Regions from separate parts of the Mus musculus genome. Here region 1 is linked to region 2. A link is a loop called in an ENCODE intact Hi-C map of the cell type or tissue named here. Cell type or tissue: left cerebral cortex. All regions are shown on one strand. Links, peaks and the distances in the headings refer to the core of each region. The heading gives the core; the rest is flanking DNA. Region 1 overlaps Dab1 (disabled 1). Region 2 overlaps Dab1 (disabled 1).

Region 1 (9,488 bases), core at 695-8,694, 170 kb after region 2:
CCTAGCCTTCCAATTACAAAAGGCACCCCCATTCCTTACTCAATTTCCATGCTTTCTCTTGAAATCCTACTATGTGCCAAGACACTCATGAAGGGGATTTTCCTTTAAAACTGATCCAAGGTTCACAAGTAGATCCTTGCTTCGCAGGTGATGACATCCAAGTTGTGAGAAGTCATAGGAATAATTCTTAATTGCTTAAGATGTGTACATCTTTTGTCACTAGTGAGCTCTGTAAGATTTAGTGAGTCCTATGCAACCCTTCAAGTTTCTGACAACAGCCTTTAATGCGTACTATCTGTTCCGGTGCCATCTAAACAGCATCAACTCTGCTTCTCTGCTTTATGTTTGACTTGAGTGAATTATCAAAATGAAGTGCTGCCTCGAATAGATTCTTCATCTGTCTGCAGCATGGCTCCAAGCCTCAAAAACCCACCAAATGCAATGTTTAGATGGGTACATGATCGTGAACCAAGCCAAAGGCCCACCTGCTTAAAATAAAATGACTTCGGAGGGCAAAGGGGACTGAAGCATCAGGTTCCTCTGTGACTCTGGGGAGGGACCAGCAAGTGATGGAGCCTCTCATCTCTGCAGCCTCACACAATGGAGCTCCTTGCAAACAGGACATACTGTGAAAACAGCCTGTGAGCTGAGCTTCATCAACAATAAGCAGATTTTAAAATCTATTCAGATTTTATTGTTGAGTACACTGAACATGATTAAATGTTTCAGATAAGCAAACTACCACCAAAAAAAGAATCATGACAAATAAGAAACATATAGGATCCTCCTACTAAAAATCACGTTCCAAATCTGCTTTTAGATTTAATGGCCAAGTTCATGAGTAAAAGAATGTACCCACTTGAGAGCTACCCAGTTCCCAGGAATATAGTAACATGTTGTCGCTTCCCCCACGTTGGCCTCTTCTCTCCCGCTGCAGATCCTGCGTTGTCAAATAGTTACAAAGTCACATCGCTTTCACATCACTGCATTTTGAACTTCCTAAACCTCTACGAGAGCCCGTGTGTATGGAAAAGAACAATAGCACTTCAAAAGCCATTTCTGAGAGTTCTTCAATACTCCATTTGAATGCTAGGGTTTCAATCAAGGACAGCAGCAGACAATTTGATTGCTTAGAAGTTGACTTTTATACAGCTTTGATTAGGTCGCCCAGCTCAATGGGAAATCAAGAAAATCTTTGATCCCTTTCAGTCTCTAGAAGAGCCACGAAGCCTTGTCAAGATAGGGAGGAAAAGAGATGGGAAGGGGGCGTTTGTCTAACCTCACCCCATAGCACATCTCTCTTTTTCGCTGTGCAACTCAGGATTCCATCCAGAATTGCTCATCTTGGAGATAATAAAAAACAATGGGTGCTAATTCAGGGGGTGGGATGGTTTATAATTTTATGGATTTCCCGAAGACCCATAATTGGCACATGAATGTACAAGCGTGAACTGGATAATTAGAAGGTTCTGAACGTAAGCCACCTTTAATTTATATGATTACTTTGCAAACATGTTAAGTGTTGGGAAGTGTCAGTAGAGCCCCCACAAAGCCTTCATTCAAAACCATCAACATTGTGAAAGTGTGTCTAATGGGCCAGCTCCACAAGGAAATCAGAGAAGGGGGAAGCAGTGGCAAGGATGCTCTCACCTCCGGAGTTTGGCACTGGGAGGCATTGTGGCATCCTTTAGGAGGCCTCTGAGCAGAGAATGGCGATCCAGCCTCCGCAATCTCTCCTCCACTCCGAGCTCTCTTTCTTTTCTTTCTTTTTTTTTCTTTCTTTCTTTTCTTTCTCTCCTCCCTCCCTTCCCCCTCCCTCTCCGCCCCCCCCCCTCCGCCCCTCCACGCGGCCACGAATCCTGCCTCAGAAACACATTTCCGAACTAGCACTTGCCCGCGCCGCGGCGCTCTCCAAGTCTCCAGCTCCCGACAGTCGCCTAGAGCCCTGGGCTCCCCGCCCCCATACCATTCCTTCACTCTCATAGCCCAGGCGGAAATACCCCGCAGACCCCCAACAATGAGGACTTGTGTGATGCAGATGGGGGTTGGGGCGGGTTCCCAACGTGAAAGGGCGTGCAGGGTGGACTACTAGACCGTGTGGCAGCCTAGCCGCACCAGTTTGCAAAGCAGCTTTCTCTGCCCACCCCGCCGAGTCCACTAACACCAACCCCAAAAGAAATAGAGAAAGAAAGAAAAAGCGCCTTTAAAAGTGCAGTAAAGACTCACCCTCCCACCAGGGGTCACAAGCATACTCTGCGGGATGCAGACAGCAGAAGCAGTGACCAGCAGGGTGTGGAAATACACTTTGTAGAATCACCAAGTACCTTCCGGGAGCCTTAACACAAAACTACCCCTAAATCAGGACTCCCTGACTCCAGGCTCCTTTGGTGGCTTGGACTGAATCGTAGGGCTCCTTTACAAGACTAACCATAAAGAATCAAAGTTTCCCCAGCATGAAAAATCCTTATCTTGCGTTCGAGAGAGTAGGGTACAGAGTTATGGTAGAAGAGGGCCGGATGCGAGGGGAGTGGCGGGTGACCAAGGGCCTGAGGACTGAATAGTGGAGGGAGCGCGACGGGGAACACCTGGTCGCAGGACCCGAAGAAAGGTTTCGGTCCAGCGCCGGTGTCTGCGGAAAGGGTTGGCTTGATTGGGATGGGTCCAGTTAATGGAGTGGTCGAGGCAGAGCCAAAGCGCTGCTGTGATGTAGGGAAGTGCAGGTTCCGCGGAGTGGGGAAGAGGTCCGACCCGCGGGTAGCACCAGCAAGACAGGGAGGAAGCTTAGGGAGAACTCCGCAGGTTCTAGAGTGGGAGAAGGCAGCCTTGGGTGGCTAGAGCCGCAGGAGAACACAGGGGGTCTCGGGTAGGCAAGCCTAAAGAGAGGATCCCGAGTGTTCAGAAGTAGGACGAAGGAAGTGGGGACCAACCGGAAAGGAGACGCAGGGTAGCTTCCCAAGCAAGTGGTGGGAGATGATAGAAAACTGCGGCACTCGCTAGTGCACGGCACCTCGCGCCAAACTCCCTAGAGAAGCGCCCCGAAAGCCTTCCTCCGTACCCGGGCTCGCGGGCCCCAGCCGAGCTACCCGGGCTCGCGGAAGCCGGGTGTCCCCGCGGGCCACCTGCGCCCGCTCAACTCGGGGTCCCCCGCGTGCCCCCCGCCGCGCCTCTCACCTCGGCTCCCCCGGAGCATCCTCCTTGGCTGCCGCAGCCGCCCGGGACACGGCTCTCCATGCCCTGCGGGCGGCCGCACTCAAACGCGCTCTCCAGCCCGGGGAAGCCCGGGTGAGCGCCGAGCTGGGTCCATCCTCCCCGGGAAGCGACGGGCGCGCGTCAGAGCAGGGGGAGGAGACCAGCCCCCGTGCGGTGCGCAGACCCGCCTCCTCCCGCGGCCCCCGCCCCGCGCCAGCCCCGCCGCTCACCTGCCACTGAGCGTCCCAAGCCCTTCCTCGCCGGCTCCCTCTCCCGCCAGGGCGCTCTGTTCGCCGCCGGAACGCGTTCCGAGCGACAGCTCAGCGGAGTCGCCGCGGCGCCGACGAAGGGGAAGAGCCAACGAGCAGGCGAGCGGGGGCGCCGCGGCTCGCGGTCGCGCTCCTCCAGCCCCCTCGCTCGCCCCCCATCCCGGGAGTAGAGACCGATCGGAGCGAAGAGCTTGGGGTCCCCGCCCTGCGGTTCGTCGCAGGGGGTGGGGTTGGGGGTTGCGCTGGGAGCCCGCCACGCTCCTAGGCAGCCGCTGCAGCCCCCTCTAGGACTCTGCTGATTCTCCAGCGCCTGCTTTTAGCCAAGCCTCTATGCTCACAAGTAGACGGGCGCAGAGCCAAGCGGAGGCCGCGCGAGCTTCTTGCCCCGAGCCCCTTGGCAGAAGGGGGCGTCCTCTCCCAGCCGCCCAGGCCGGCTCCAGCCCGCCTTTTATTGCCGCTTCCCAGGCAAAGTTGTTCCGCACTTGTCACTATTTCAATCCGCTCTAGGCAGCCTCCTGTGCCCCTGAGGGCACGCAGGCCCCAGTTAACTTGTTTTCCCTACTCCATTCTTAGAATGCAGGGCAGTAGACCCTCCTGTAAATTAGAACCTGTTGTGCTGAAGAAGGCTCTTCGGGTCCTACCTTACAAAAAGATCTCAGGAACACCGAGTGGCAAAAAATAATTGGATTAGTCGGAAATTCTTCCACCTTGAGATTGGATTCGGCTTTGTCAACGCCAGTGTGGCACGCATGTCTCCAGAGGCTTGAAAGCTTGGTGGGAAGGGGGAGTGTGAAAATCACCTACTGCCTGTCTCTGGGAGCCTGGTGCCTGAGAGCAAAGGAAGAGAACCAAATACTTGCTTTAAGTTTACTCTTCTTTTGAGGGGTCACACTCCTGCCCTCCAGCTGAGCGATAATAAAGCTAAAGCGGTGGCTTGTTTTGGGGGCTTTTCTTGGGGAGGGGGATTTTTTCTTGTAGCTTCTGTTATTCACCCATGAAAATTTAATGATGCATTTAGGGTTATTACCTCTAGAGTCAATGGGCTAAAAATATTTAGCCTAATGCACTGCTTGTGGAGTCAGTAGGTCCGTGGCTGGTTTGTACAAAGTCATCTGGAGACCCTCCCTTCCTCCACAAAATTCACGAGCCATTACACTTATCCCATAATAACAGCTCTGTACAAATGGAGGCCCTGCAAAACTTGGCTGTCAGGCACCTCTGAAAAGATAGCAATTTACATAGAGACAAGAAAAAAAAAAAGTCCTGAGGTCATAGGCAGGATGAAATCTACTGAGAAGGGCTGATCGGAAGAAATTTCCCACAACTTGGCAGAGAGGTTCCATTCTTGATGGTTTCTGTCTACCTCTGGGTGGCTGTCAGTCTAAAGGTGGGACCAGGGAACCTCCACCGGATTTCTCTCCAACTTTTACAAAAGTTCTGGAAAGTGGGAGGAGTTGGGCACCAGGTTCTACACCCAGTGTGAAGTTGAGATTGGCTGGAACGACTCAGCTGTGATCAAGAAAACATTTTTACTTCCATTGTTTACAAAGAGAAGTCCCTGGAGTCTGAACTCAATACCAAGAAAAGAGAAATTTTAGACCTCGCAGAGGAAATAAGTGAGAGTATAGTTGAGTGTTAGTCATTTCTACAGGCTAGTAAATGCCAGACCTTAGGTAAGCTCGAGTAAATCTGACTTTTTACAGACTCTACCACAACAAAATCTAAACTTCCCCGATTTAGGGACAGCTTTGAAACATCCACATACATGCCTTTTAAGAGTTCATGTCTGAGGTCTGACCTGTAGCTGTCTCCTGCCTCCTGTCTTCACCTGACTTTGCCACTACAGACACCAGAGGGAACTGGCAAACTCAGTTTGCCAAGCCATACAATGTATAAGAACGTAAAACTATCTCTAGTCAGTGTTGGACAAAGTCTACCGTGGAAACTGGGCAAATTCCCATGAAATCCAATGGGGGCAACAAGACACAGCTGTTCCTATCTCCAGCCTGGAAGAAAGTATGATGTATAGGCACAAGCTGCCCACTATGGGCCTCAGGGCCTTCCTGGTTAAACTGAACCAAATTTAAAGGGATATTTTGCCACTCAGCTAAATGTCAAGAAATAGCTCATCTGAAAGATAAGGTGTGGGGCTTTACTGCTGTTATTTTGAAAATACCAATGTGATTTGTATTAAGTATGGCATAAAGAAAAAAATCAATAAATGTGCTTTCATCATGTAATCTGAGAAGCAGCAAGATAATAAGAATAGCAGAGGCTGTATATATTACTTAATCCATTCTGAGTAGTTTGAGGTATTTCTCATACAACCTTTACAATATGGACTTGGAAATCTGTTGGCCTTCTTTGCCTCTGGCAGGCCATCTCTCTGTGCTTCTCTGGTGGTAAACACTTCACTCACGAGATTGCAATGAGCCCTAAATGGGGTAGCAGGCAGAAGCACAACCCAGTAGACATTGGTTCTCTTCCCAAAATACGTCCAAGTAGTTCATTTTGATTCGCCACATTTTGGCGGGGTTTCTTCTGTCCATCAAGGTCTATGTTAAAAGCTCTGTCCATTTATGACAGAGACATAGCATAAGTAACACAAATTGGGAAAAAAAGGCAAGCTACTGAATATATGCCATCCACCCTCACGTGATTGATGTCATCTGTCTTCCTGTGATCCTTGTGACAGGCACTCGGGGTCAGTTAACACAACTGACCCCAGGATTGGAAACCAGACCTGTGGTTACCTGCCATAAATTCAGTGAGTGATAGCCACTCCCCCAAAGGGAAGAACACAGAGCGGTGCCTTCTGTAACTTGTATACTATTTAAATCCGGTTTATTCCTAGCAGTTTTCAAATACATGTCTGTTTTGATAGTGGGTTATGGCCTCTAAGTTTGGGAGTCTTTTCTTACAGATCAATGCTGAATAGTTGGCAAGTAAGTCGTGTGTATATTTAAGGTGCACAATGTGATGTTTTGACATATGTTCACATTGTGAAATGATTAGCACTATCAAGATAATTAGCATATTTATTGCCTCACATAGTAGATTTTTTTTTACATGTGTGATAAGCTCACTTCAGATCTAGCCCCTAGCAAATGTCAAGTGTAGAGTACATTATTATTAGATGTGCCTAACTCACCCTGTGGTACACAGACCTCCAGAACGTATAACAAAGGTTAACACCTTTGACAAGAATCTCTCTATTTTTTTAACCCTGTAACTCCTGGACACTACCATTCAACCCTGATCTTGTGACCCTGTCTTGTTTAGAATATATATATATATATATATATATATATATATATATATACATATATATATATGCTGTCATGCTCTGTATCTTGTCTTTCTGTGCCTGGCTTATCTTGTAGCGCAGTGCAATTGAGCATTGTGTTGTCACAAATGGCAGATTCACTTCTTTTTAAAGCTTAATAATATTCCATTTTAGAAGCACACACGCTACTTTTTCTTAATCCGTGATCAACACTGATTGACATTCCATTGATTTTATTATGAATCTGCTGAAATGAACAAGGACATTCAGACACTTCCCAGAGAGAATCAGTTCATTCCTTAGATTTACATACGTGGAAGGGAGCTCTACTTTTGGTTTTTGAAGGATCTCTGTAGTGTTTTCCAAAATAGGTGGATTAATTCACAATCCCACCGGCAGTCAATGGGGCATGGACTTCCTTCTTTACCAATAATGGTTATAATCTAGTTTTTTTTTTTCTTTTTGTATTAGCCATTGCAGCAGGTTGCAATTCTACCTCCTTGTGTGTTTGATTCAAGTCTGGGAACCTTGCTCATTCCTGTTGCTATCCCTGTCTCCTTATGGGGGAAAAATCCGCTCTATTCAGATCCTTTACCATCCAGTGGACACGCTGGTAACGCCTCGCAAGGGAATCCTTTGAGTTCTTTACATGTCTTGGGCACTAGGCGCTTATCTTTCTAGCTGTTCCCTTACCTCAACGTTCCCTTTCCATGACACTGATGGTTCCTTAGGCTACGGAAAGGCTTTTGGATCCGAAGCAGCCCACTTTGCTAATGTCTTTTGTCGCCTCTCCCTCTGGTGTCCATTTGTTTGTTTGTTTACTTGTTTGTCTTTTAAAAAAAATCATTGGCAAGACCAAATATCAAAAATGTTTAGCCAGAGGTTTTGGTCTCAAATTTTTATGGTTTGGGTCTTATAGTTAAGTTCTAATCCAGTTTGAATTGGTTTTACATAAAGTTTAAGAGAAGTTTGATTTGATCTTTCTTTTTTTTTTTATTATTTATTATATGTAAGTACACTGAAGCTGTCTTCAGACACTCCAGAAGAGGGCGCCAGATCTCGTTATGGATGGTTGTGAGCCACCATGTGGTTGCTGGGATTTGAACTCCTGACCTTCGGAAGAGCAGTCGGGTGCTCTTACCCACTGAGCCATCTCACCAGCCCTGATCTTTCTTCATGGGAATATTTTCCCAGCACCATTTGCTCTATGTGTTAGCCTTTCCCCTGTGCATTCTTAGTATGTGTTCCTTTGTCTCTATGCTAGCTCTATTTTGCTTTGCCGGTCTAATCCATCCATTTTGATGAAAGTACCATATTGTTCTGATCACCATATCTCTGTAATACACTTTGAAATCAGATATGGTTGGTTCCTATTTTAGCTTATCCAGGCCTTTTGTGGTTACACATGAATTAGGATTTTTAGTAAAAGAAAGAAAGAAAGAAAGAAAGAAAGAAAGAAAGAAAGAAAGAAAGAAAGAAAGAAAGCAAGCAAGCAAGCAAGCAAGCTTGGGAAAAAGTCCACAGAATTTTGATAGGATCTGGATCTGGGCTGCTTTGGGTAGGGTAGGCACGGTGATATTAAGTCTCCCACTTGGGCTGTGTTTCCTTTAGTTTGTGCCCCTTTAATTTCTTTACTCATTGTCTTATGACTTCTGGGTAGAGATTACTCACCTCCTTGGTTAAACTGATTCCCAAGTAGTTTCTTGTTTTTTATGCTATTGTAAATGAAATCATTTGCTTAGCTTTGGAATAGTTAGTTTGGTGCAGTAGCACTCACATGCCGTGATTATGCAAATATAAATATACATCTAAAGTTCTCAGATTCATATGGTTTAAATAGTGATTAGTAGGAACACCTACCAAGCTTGTCAGAACCATCATGTACTTGAAAGACACTACTATGGAATGAGAAAAATTTCAAAGGTTAATAATGCAGAGGTACATTAAGCTTCCATATAAAGCCTTTCATAGAAGTTCTTGCCATGCTCAAAAATCTGTATTTGAGGAGAAAAAGTCTCACTCCTTTGTTTAAGAAATAAAATAAAATCAACAGCAACAATCCTCAGTGTGCCAGGCAAGTATGCTAGATATGACTGGTGTGTGTGTGTGTGTGTGTGTGTGTGTGTGTGAGAGAGAGAGAGAGAGAGAGAGAGAGAGAGAGAGAGAGAGAGAGAGAGAGAGACCTCATAAAGAAAAGGGATCAGTTTGAAACACAGTTAGGGGTCAGGTGAATGAAGGGGAAAGGCATGTCTAACCAGAGGTTCAAGCTAGAGAAACAAGTTATGTGAAAGGCAGCAGGGCATAGAGTTCTCTGTGAGGGCGCTCGTGATGGCCCTTGAGAGGCAAGCATAAAAATGTAGGGGTCTGTTTGCTATGTTTAATTTAGCATAAAGATAAAGGATCCACTTTCTTAAAGGAAACTATTTAATGTTTACTCTTTCTTTTCTGAGACACAGGTTAAAATATCTAATTGCTACTTCTTTTCTGTGGTCAAAGGGGCAATAGTAATGAAACAGAGAATGTTCTCTTTCTCCTATCCTGGCTGCCTGATTCCAGCAAAAGGCAGCATGAAGGGTGTACTAAGCTGGACTCTGCTCTCTGGCAGCTGTAAACTTTGCTCCTTCCATTTTCCAAGAGAACCTAGGGAAGGCAATGTGGGGACGGCAGTTCCTCCACCAATCTGCTCTGTGTAGCTAAATGCACACTAGAAACTAAGTAGAGAGCTTAAGAAACAAAGCAGATGT
Region 2 (9,488 bases), core at 488-8,487:
AACATCTTCTAAGAGTCAGTTCTTTACCAGGGAATCAGATACAGCTCATCAAATTGGTAGCAAGTGCCTTTACCAGCTGAACTATCTTGCTGGTAGCCCCATACTTTAATCTGTACTGAAAAAAATATATAAAGCAAATATTTGTAATTTTCATGCTTTGTCAAAGCTGGCTAGTAGGTATATTGATGCTAATTAGACTATGCTCTGCAGTTATCCGTATGGTTAAACTGATTCACAAAGAACAAACAGGGTGGTTCACTGGGTTCCAAAGGAGTCTGCTTCTCAGTATGAAGTGATGCTGCCTGCAGGAGTGCAAGGCCATCTGCATCTTCCCCAAATTGTATTTCTGTTTCTAAGCCAAAGGAAATACATCCTATTACTGTCACCATCAGAGGGACTGAAGTAGCCCTCCCCCTACCCCAGGTTGGGTCACTTTGCATTACAGAAGTCTTTCAGCTGGCCTCTGTCTGAATTGAGAGCCCCTGACATGATGCCCCAAATCCATCCCCCCAATCACCAGAAGGAGGGCTTGCAAGAGACTGGCCACTGTTTGAGTTATGCACAGTTCTCGCTTTCCTTATTTGGTCTTGGTAATCAAGACTTGTTTATTGAAGCATACATTTCCCCTTGCCAGCACATGAAAAATATATGGTTATTGCATAGCCTTCCATAGTTCAGCTTTGAACTCAATGAACACCCAAGCAATCTTCCTGGTGATTACAGATGATTTCTCAAGCAACCTAAAATTGAGCTCTTTAACTCTCATTCTGACAGTGTCTATATTATCTTTTTATGCAAGCTAACAACTACCCTGAATTGTGGGAGCTACTACTCAGGGATTGCTTTAACCATTTATTTTGTTTTCAACATTGATGTGTTCTTAAAAAAAAAAAATACATGCAAAATCTCCCCCTAGAGATTACAGTTCCCATTCCTTTGGCAAAAATAAAACAGCTGCTAAAGATGTTAAATTAAATGACAACAGAGATATCAAGTGTACTTAGCAGATCTTCAAAAAAGACTGTCATTCTAATAAAGAAATAGGATTATTAAAATTAAGTGATTATATAGAACAGAACCGGCAGCATTTACAGCTTTCTATTTTGGATCTGCTGTTAACAAACTCAATCACGTTATTTTTCTTTTCTAAATAAAGAGATGTCTGGAGGCAGCATAATGTTCTCATAAAAGAACATGGACATTGAAGTCAAGCAAACCTGGAAGTTCACACTTCTGCCAGTCATGAGCTGGTGGCTCTTCAGAATTACTTACCCTGACATTCCTGCTCTCTCATCTGTCTCATGGGGACAACAAAATGTGCCTGTTTTGAGAAGCCAAGGGGTATTAGCTAAGGTGGCGAACGTAAATGCTTAGAAAAATTTACGTTGCATATTAAAAGTGAGTTCATGACTATAGACCTAGATTGCTTATCCAGAAAGGCTTGAGTTTCAGAGTCTGGATTTAACTGGATTTCAGAATATATGCAGGAGCAGAATCCCCTTGAGAATGAGATCCATGGGCATATACAGAATTTGCTGTGCTCCATCTACACTTCACTCACGTATCCTGAAGAGGATGCTGTGCAGTATGTTCAGGACAGCTGTGTGCCACTCAGTAGATCAGTTTGCAAAGTGTTTCCATGAGGCCATCATGTGAGCATGCGGAGAAGTTCCACATTTTGGAGCATTCTGACTTTGAGGTGCTCAGCCTCTGTTCTTTGTAGTTGTCATGAATGTTAATTAGTACTATGGTCATTTGACAGAGGGTTGACCCATAGGGAAAGGTTGTTATTTTTTTTAACAGATCTCCAGGTATGTATTCACGGTTGCCATACACAAGGATTTTTTTTTTTTTTTGATTTTTGGTTTTTGACATAGAGTCTCACTATGCATGCTCACATGGCCTGGAACCTTTATACCCGAGTATCCTTTGACTGTTTGGAGTACAGAGGAATACAATTTTCAGTAAGAAAGGTATATACAGCATCACACAAAATGTTAGAGAGCACTTGTCTTCCAAACTGGGCTAACTAAGATATCTTAAAACACTTATGCTGTGGAAGAATAGATCATACTTATAGTTGCCCCACAGACTAGAACTCATAGTTCCCATTTGTATTCATGGCATAGATGTAACCAACTATATGGTCACTTGCCATTTTTTTCTCTGCCAAATGGCTGCTGCTTCCACTCATCTGTGCGGCAAGGGAAACAAGACTGTCTCTGTTTGGATCTGCCTATATCAAAAACCACACTTGGTATCCAAGTCATATTGAAGGAATGACTAAGAATGAAATGGAGAACAGAGGAATTGAAGAGATGGTGTAGCATTTAAGAGCGCTGGCTGATCTCCCAGAAGACCTGGGTTTAATTGCCTCTACTTATATGGTGGGCCACAACTGTCTTTAACTACAGTTCCAGGAGATCCACACTCTCTTCTGGCTTCCTCACATATTATGCATGCACGAAGACAAAGACAGGGGGTAAGTGAATCTTAGAAAAAGAGAAGAGAAAACATGTACCTACTATATGCTAGACACTATGACCACACCAATACCATGAGTGTCTCATCAGCTACATATTAATAATGCAGAATCTGAGACCTAGATGTGTATCACTCATTATGGCTTGGTGAACCAAAGTGCCAGCCGTTGACACCATTTTGTTTAATATTCTAATTTTGTCTAACTTTGTCTAAATTGAATTCCCTTGCCTGAGACCCACCACCAAGACAGCATGTGTTCTGTTTGGAGAAAGGGAAGGTAAATAGACCCTCTAGGAGAAAGGCCATTCAAGAAAAACAGCAGATGTGACTTCTGATTTCAGTAGCCTCCATTCTGATATCAGATGTCAATCAGGTCTTGGTCTCTATAGCTCTGCCTTAGCTGCTGGCTCACTGGCTGGGTGTTTTATTGGTCTTGGACTTGCCATTTCTCCACAGTGTTATTGTAACATCCCTACATGATAACACTTCACAGAGTAACTGAGGATGAAGTATGCTTCTGGGCTCTGGGTTCTCTCTATATGCTCAATGGCCATGGTCGTACATGCCTTCTCAGACAATGTGATGTCCAGACTGGCTAATACTTGAGGTTCATATAACATAAAAGCTCTATAAGAAACTAACGTCTAGGGGACTGGTGAGCCAAAGGACAGTAAATCTATGATTTCTACTATAATAACACAGGTATGGCACAGTCAAAGGCAATGGCCATTTGTTCTTACACAGATAATATGCAATGGTTTCTTTACAGACTTCAAGGATAGCCCAAATTCATTACTTCAGCCAAGCTTTATTAGTAAATATTTACTATACAGTTGCTACCCGCAGGACACTGTGCTAAGCAAGAAGCATGCAGGAAGAACAAGACAGGTGATCACGGACATCCTCAATGTACTCTGGGCTCCGACAGCTTACATATATCTTGGAGGGAATGTAAACACATTCTCTTCGTTTTAGAGAGGAAACAGACCCAGATGCTAAAGAGCTAGTGGATGCAGACTCCCTTCCACCTTGCAATCAGAAGCCCTATCCAGTCCAGCAGATGGCGGCCATTTGAACAGCAGCATGTGCACTGTCATTTATTAGATACCATGAAGGCAGAGTATTACAGGCTTGGCATTTGGGGAATGGGGAGTTCTCAGCTCTCATATCCATTGTCAGAAGCTCCAGTAGATGCCACATAAACTGATTTGACAGACTCATGCTATTTCTTTGTAAAGACACTGGGGTCCATATAAATATTTTAGAATGGGACCATCATTAGCATACCCATGTCTGGTAGACAACCATGTGTCCGAGGGATTCCACTTGCCTTCCTTTTTCTTCAAGAAGGTTTTCATTGTGTGGCATATTAGGAGTAGCACTGTTCTGAGAAAGGAAACTTTTAAAAATAAATCTGAGTGGGAAACAAGAGAGGCACCAAGCATGCCCACTCCTGAGACTGCAAAGATGATCCGAAAGCCAGCACTCCTGGTTGGGAACCCACTTTGAGCTCGAATGTTCTTTTCATGCTCAGTCTTTATCTGCCTGTCCCCCACAGCTCAGCCCACTCAGGAAGGATTCACCATCTCCATAAGGCAGCTTTGTTTCTGCTCCTATTCTTAACCAGCTTATTTTAAACCCTTTGCTGTCAGGTGGAAAACACGGCTCCTCGGCAGAGTAAGAAAAGAAAGGAACTATGTGCCTGTAGGTGACTGGGGAGAGAGGATGCTAACAGCTGATTCATAAGCCCTGAAAGGTGTCTGATGTAGTTATAGGGTTTGCTCTGTTAGCCATTAAAACAAGGTGATGGATGGAGATGAGGAAATGGGTTCACCACAAACTACTCCAAGGTCAAAGAGACTGAAGCTAAGAGTTTAGCCCAGCATCCTCAGGACGTCAGAAACAGGCAACTGTTACAACACTGCTATACCTTGTATCATGTATCAAGGGAGCATCTGCAAAGTGGCAAGGGAGCCCTACTCCAGATGCAAGTGTGATTATAAGGACTCCAGATTCAAGGACGTCATTCCTACAGTAGTGACCATACATTCCTATGCTGGACCATAAAAAACATTCATGAAGCATCTAAACTATAATTAGCTGGGACCAACCCTGGTCTTAGATCCTGACAACTGAGGTCAGAATGTAAGAATCTTTATTCTCGGAGGTTCCATGGATAGCTCCACTGTACATTTATGATTCTGGACCGTGAGCCTTCAGAAGAAGCGGCTCTTCTTATGTGTTTGCTCCTTGACTTTCACCAGCTCCATGGCTTTCAGCATGCAAGTTACTCATTTGAAGCCTTAGTTTACTACTTATCACATGAGTGTGATGTATAAAATCAAGTTATGTGTGTGTGTGTGTGCGGGTGTATGTGTGTACACATGTGTGCTGATGTATGTGTGCAACAAGTACATGTATGGAGGTCAGATATCAACCTCTGGTGTTGTTCCTCAGGGTGAGTAACTATTATTTTTCTCTAGGCCTTATGACTTACCCATAGTCTAAGTTATCTGGATAGTGGGTCATGGTTATTTTCTGCCTCTGCCTCCCTAACTAAGGGATTACAGGCATGTGCCATCACCTTCAGCTTTTTATGTGGGTTCTAGAGACTCACAGTCAAGGCATGGCAAGTACTTTACACACTAAGTTATCTCTTAGGACGAAGAAGTAATTTATAAGTGCTTCTGAGAGTGTATCAAGTATTTCATAGTCTTCCTTTCATTTGTTTTTCCCACAAAATTATCCTACCGGGTTGTGACCCAATATTGCCATTTCAAGTTCTTTCTTGAAAATTGTGCAGATGAATCACAAAACACAATTCATAATGTTGTAAAGATGTTTACAGTTCTGTGTTGGGCTGTGGTCATAGCTGTCCTTGGCAGTCTGGGGTTGGATATGCCCAATCAGGGCTATGGTGTGCTACAAACTAATACAACACATTTGTATTAGTTTTGTTTTGCCCATATAACAAATCACTGAAGACTTATCAGCTTAAACCAATGCCCATGCACCATTCACAACTCTAAAGGTCAGGAGTGCAGTCAGGCTCAATGGGGCCCAACATTGGGGTCTCACTGGGCTGAAGTCAAGCCGTTGGCCATGCTGGGCCCTTGCCTGGAGGCTCTGGAAAAGCACTCACTCTCAGGCTCTGACTGATTTGGCAGAATTCAGTTCCTGTGATTGCTGGACTGTTGTCCCCACTTCTCACAGTAAGCTGAGGGTACCACTGGCTATTCTCACAGGCTACCCATGGTCCATTTAACATGGCCTCTCCGGGTTCGAGCTAGCAATAGCAAGCATTCTCAAATGCACTAAATCTCACTGATACATGCCATTAAATAAATCTGTTGAAGGACTTCATGTGGTTGAAAGAAGCTACTAAGTAGTTGTTCTGCTTTTAAGCCAACTAGAGCACCATTTATCATATTCACAGCACCTCTGCAGAACCATTTTAGAAATACTTCCTAATAGGGGATGTCCAACAGTATGAGTGGGAGCACCCTTGGACCAGTAGCTGCAGGGCAGGGATGACTATGAACTCCATTCTTTCTTCTGGGTGTTTATGTGCAAGGCACTTAATGTCTTTGGGCTTCAATCATAAGAAAAATGGTGGGCACTAATTGATTTCCTCGTGGAGAGATATGGGAGGATTTACTAACATCACACCCATGAGGCAGACTAGCTTAATGCCTGGAATATTGTAGGTCCTCAAAAAATTATCTTTGGTTCTGAAAGATAAGATAGATTTTTCTAATGACAGCATCATTTCCATATTGAGGATTCCAGTGGGAGATAAATGCAGTAGAGTTTATAATGGGAAATTAAGGCTCAACAAATGTAAGGCTCGAGTAATTGTTACAATGCCCTCATTAAATGAGAGCAGAGTCCAAACCAGGATCTGCCTTAGTTCCTAGTACTGAAACTTCTACTAGGAACTTTAAACAAACAAGTTCCCTATGCATGCTTGAATCACAGCCGCTACAGTAAGCACAATTTAATGGCTTGCATTTTAATCCCCTTAACACTAAACTAGCAGAATACTGTAGACTCATCACAATGCAAGCGGCCCACCTTGCCACAGTATGCAGAGCTTGGAATTTATGGCCCACTTCATTAGGAGTACACACAGAGCCTATTAGCAACATCTGTCTAAATAGAAGCCAGTTTGTCTCCTTATCTCCTGACCTACATTATTCTTAGAATGATTAACTCATGCTAGGGAGTGGGGCCCTAGTGTCTAGGCTAACACCACAAGTTCAAAGGTATAGGTTCTGAACAGACATAATGATTCCCCAGGGTTTGAAAAGAAATGCCAGGGTTGGGGACTTGGGCTAGCAAGCATTCTAGTCTTCATGTGGCCTATGGAGGAGGCTGTTTACCACTCAAGTCACTAGGTCAGTCAGTCAGTCAGTCAGTCAGTCAGTCAGTCAGTCAGTCAGTCAGCTAGCCAGCCACTCACTCACTCACTCACTCACTCACTCACTCACTCGCTCACTCAGCCCTGTGTTTAAAAAGCAGCCACCTTACTCCTGTGAGAAGCGACTCAGTCCTGGTGCAAGCTGCCACTCTGTTTTATCCATGGGGTGTTCAAGGAGGGGATGGAGTCAGAGTCAGCCCTTAGGTGCTCACATTCAAGTAGGAGGAACAGAAACAGATGATCACAGGAAGATCTTAGGAGTGCTACAGGAGAGCCATATGAGCAAGGAAAGAGTGTAGCCATTCATGTAGACGTTCACCAGGGTCTTGAAGGACCACACAGACTGGTTAAGGAAGAAGGGGGAAAGGAAGGGATGCATTGTAGGCAAAGATCTGGAAGAGTCAAACGTCAGGACCTGACTAATAACTGACAAGTTCAGGGCAACAGTGATAACATAGCAATGGGAATGACGCCTTAGCGAAAGAACAGGATAGTGGCCTCACACATAAGGGCCTACCTTGTCTACAAAGGTCAGTCCTGATATTTTAAAGAACTCAGTACTTATTCCAGAGTATATAGAGTCAAATTAAAGGGACAGAGCTTTAGTAAGACATTGATGTCACAGGACCTAAAAGGCTCTGGCACATTAAGATACATTCTAAGGGAACTGAGTTGTAGGGTAGACCCCAAAGGACTTGCTCTGATGGCAGAAATGTTGACTGTTATTTACTGAGGCAGACACTGGCTAGGGGGGTCTTGTAAGTGCACAAATTAAGTGGTACCAAGGTTTACTCTAAGTTTAAATTTTTCTAGACTAGGAGGCTGATGGCTACTGTCCTAGAAAACATGGTGCTGAGATTTTCTTCATCTCCCAGTCACTTGGGGATAAAACCGAGTTTCCCTTGGGGGTACATTTTTGATATCCTTTTTATTGGCTGTCATCACTGGGTGTACAAGAGGACTGTTTCCACTTGAGAGTTGGCAAGAAGACCATCTGTTGAAAGAGTCAAGCACTTTTCCCATGGGGAAGCATTTCATCTTTTCCTAAGGAAGCCTTACAATGAGCCACAAACCATTTCCAGGATGTTTATTTAATACCCCAGAGGTAAACCAAGCAGAGACAGGAATGAAGGGGAGTTTGTTACCTTTTCATCCCAAGGTCAGGCTCAATGGGAATTTTTTTCTTTGTCTCTTTTGTTTCCAAAACATCACACCTCCCCACCCCATCTTTTAATGCTAACTAGTTAACCCAAAAACTACTTATAATTTTTTTCTAAGATCCGTAACTATAAGAAATGACCTTTGGGCTATTAAATGTTCCTCCATGATAGAGAGCTTGCTTTGTATGCCATAACTACATCTTTAGTACAGAAAGAAAAATTAGATAAAAGGGAAGGAGGGAGGGGCTGGGAGAGGAAAAACAAGAGCCCTTTAAGGAAAACACAATAAACCAGCCAGCACATAGCAGCACTTTGTGATTTAGGAAATACAAAGTTATGCGCTCAGAGCCTCGATCCCAAAAGACTTCAGGTTTCAAACCAGTTTTCCCATTTTACATAAGATAAAAATTCCATGAGAAAAGAAGAGCTTCTCTAAGATACAAAGTCACCTGGGAGCATTTTGTCTCAAACACCAAATAAACCTAAAATTTATATATTATACAGCAATCTAAACCAATGCCAAGATGGATTCTTCTTAGAGCATAAATAGCAGATTAGATCTGGACGTAGGATATAAAACATCTAGCCTTCACAGAGCAAGGGGTGGCTTGCTGCCAGGTGGAGGAGTTCAGCTTGGTTCTACAGAAGATAGAAGCAAAAGTTTGGGAAAGAAGAGACATGATCCTAAACCAATATGTCAAGGCCAGAACTAAGCACAGTGCTATAATTCCTGGGCCCATGACAACAGCATCACTGCCTATAAAGGCGTTCAAATGCATATTCTATGTCTTGCCCTGGAACCCCTGAATTACAAATACTGGGTGTCTATTTCTGATTTTCTTTAACAATCTGTTCTGCTGGCACCAGAGCAGGCTAGAAAGCAGCACAGGAGAGAAGAGAACTCTGTGGTCCTCAAGCCTCATGTCTGGTCGACAAAGGAAGACCACATCTCTACTACTAGATTTCAGTACCTGCTCATTCTGAAACAGGTTCACACTGCTGCTCTTGGTGAACCAGGGACCTGATGAGTGAGGTCAAGAGTGAACTCCCTGTGTGATCTGAGCATCACCGTCCTCTCTAGCCACCCTTCTTTCTTGTATCCTAAAGGGACCTCAGACTAGGTTCCAGCCAGTACCACAGTAGTTTGACCATCAGTCAGAGTAAAGAGAAACCTAACTATGCACTCGTGTACAATATTCACAAGTGTTCCTGGGGTTCAGGCCTTGGATTGAGAAGGAGAGTATAAACTACCTTTTTTATGGCTGAATAACATTCTTCTTTACCTACAAATATTAATAGTACAGGAAAGTTTCTTTGTAGCCCACTGTGTTTTGGAAATGATGCATTTCACTAAAATCCAGGCCCTCGAAACTCATGCCCCCCCTCATCCCCCACTTCCATCAGTACCAGCCACCCTTATCTTC

The links. Hi-C counts contacts between places; a loop is a spot of excess contacts. Peaks named below come from ENCODE experiments on the same cell type or tissue, not always from the same donor. Only the 100,000 strongest peaks of a DNase experiment are listed, where the experiment ranks them.
Region 1: it touches region 2 in a loop (8-fold over the local background); 3 of 42 quality-filtered maps call a loop at or near these places.

Annotation. Positions count from the first base shown.
Region 1 is chr4:104,361,401-104,370,888 of GRCm38, reverse strand. All of the region lies in intron 4 of Dab1 (disabled 1), which reads right to left. Among named protein-coding and RNA genes, the nearest start is that of Gm36661, 340 kb to the right of the region's middle. In left cerebral cortex, for the core only: CTCF peaks have their summits at 1,918, 2,246 (motif pointing right), 3,849 (motif pointing right) and 7,782 (motif pointing right); DNase peaks (open chromatin) are centred at 3,025, 3,357, 3,836, 4,188 and 4 more places; H3K4me3 peaks cover 3,521 bases; H3K27ac peaks cover 2,766 bases.
Region 2 is chr4:104,527,601-104,537,088 of GRCm38, reverse strand. The region is part of intron 5 of Dab1 (disabled 1); the gene reads right to left. Among named protein-coding and RNA genes, the nearest start is that of C8b, 230 kb to the left of the region's middle. In left cerebral cortex, for the core only: no CTCF peak of the experiment used is centred there; a DNase peak (open chromatin) is centred at 4,019; H3K27ac peaks cover 1,222 bases.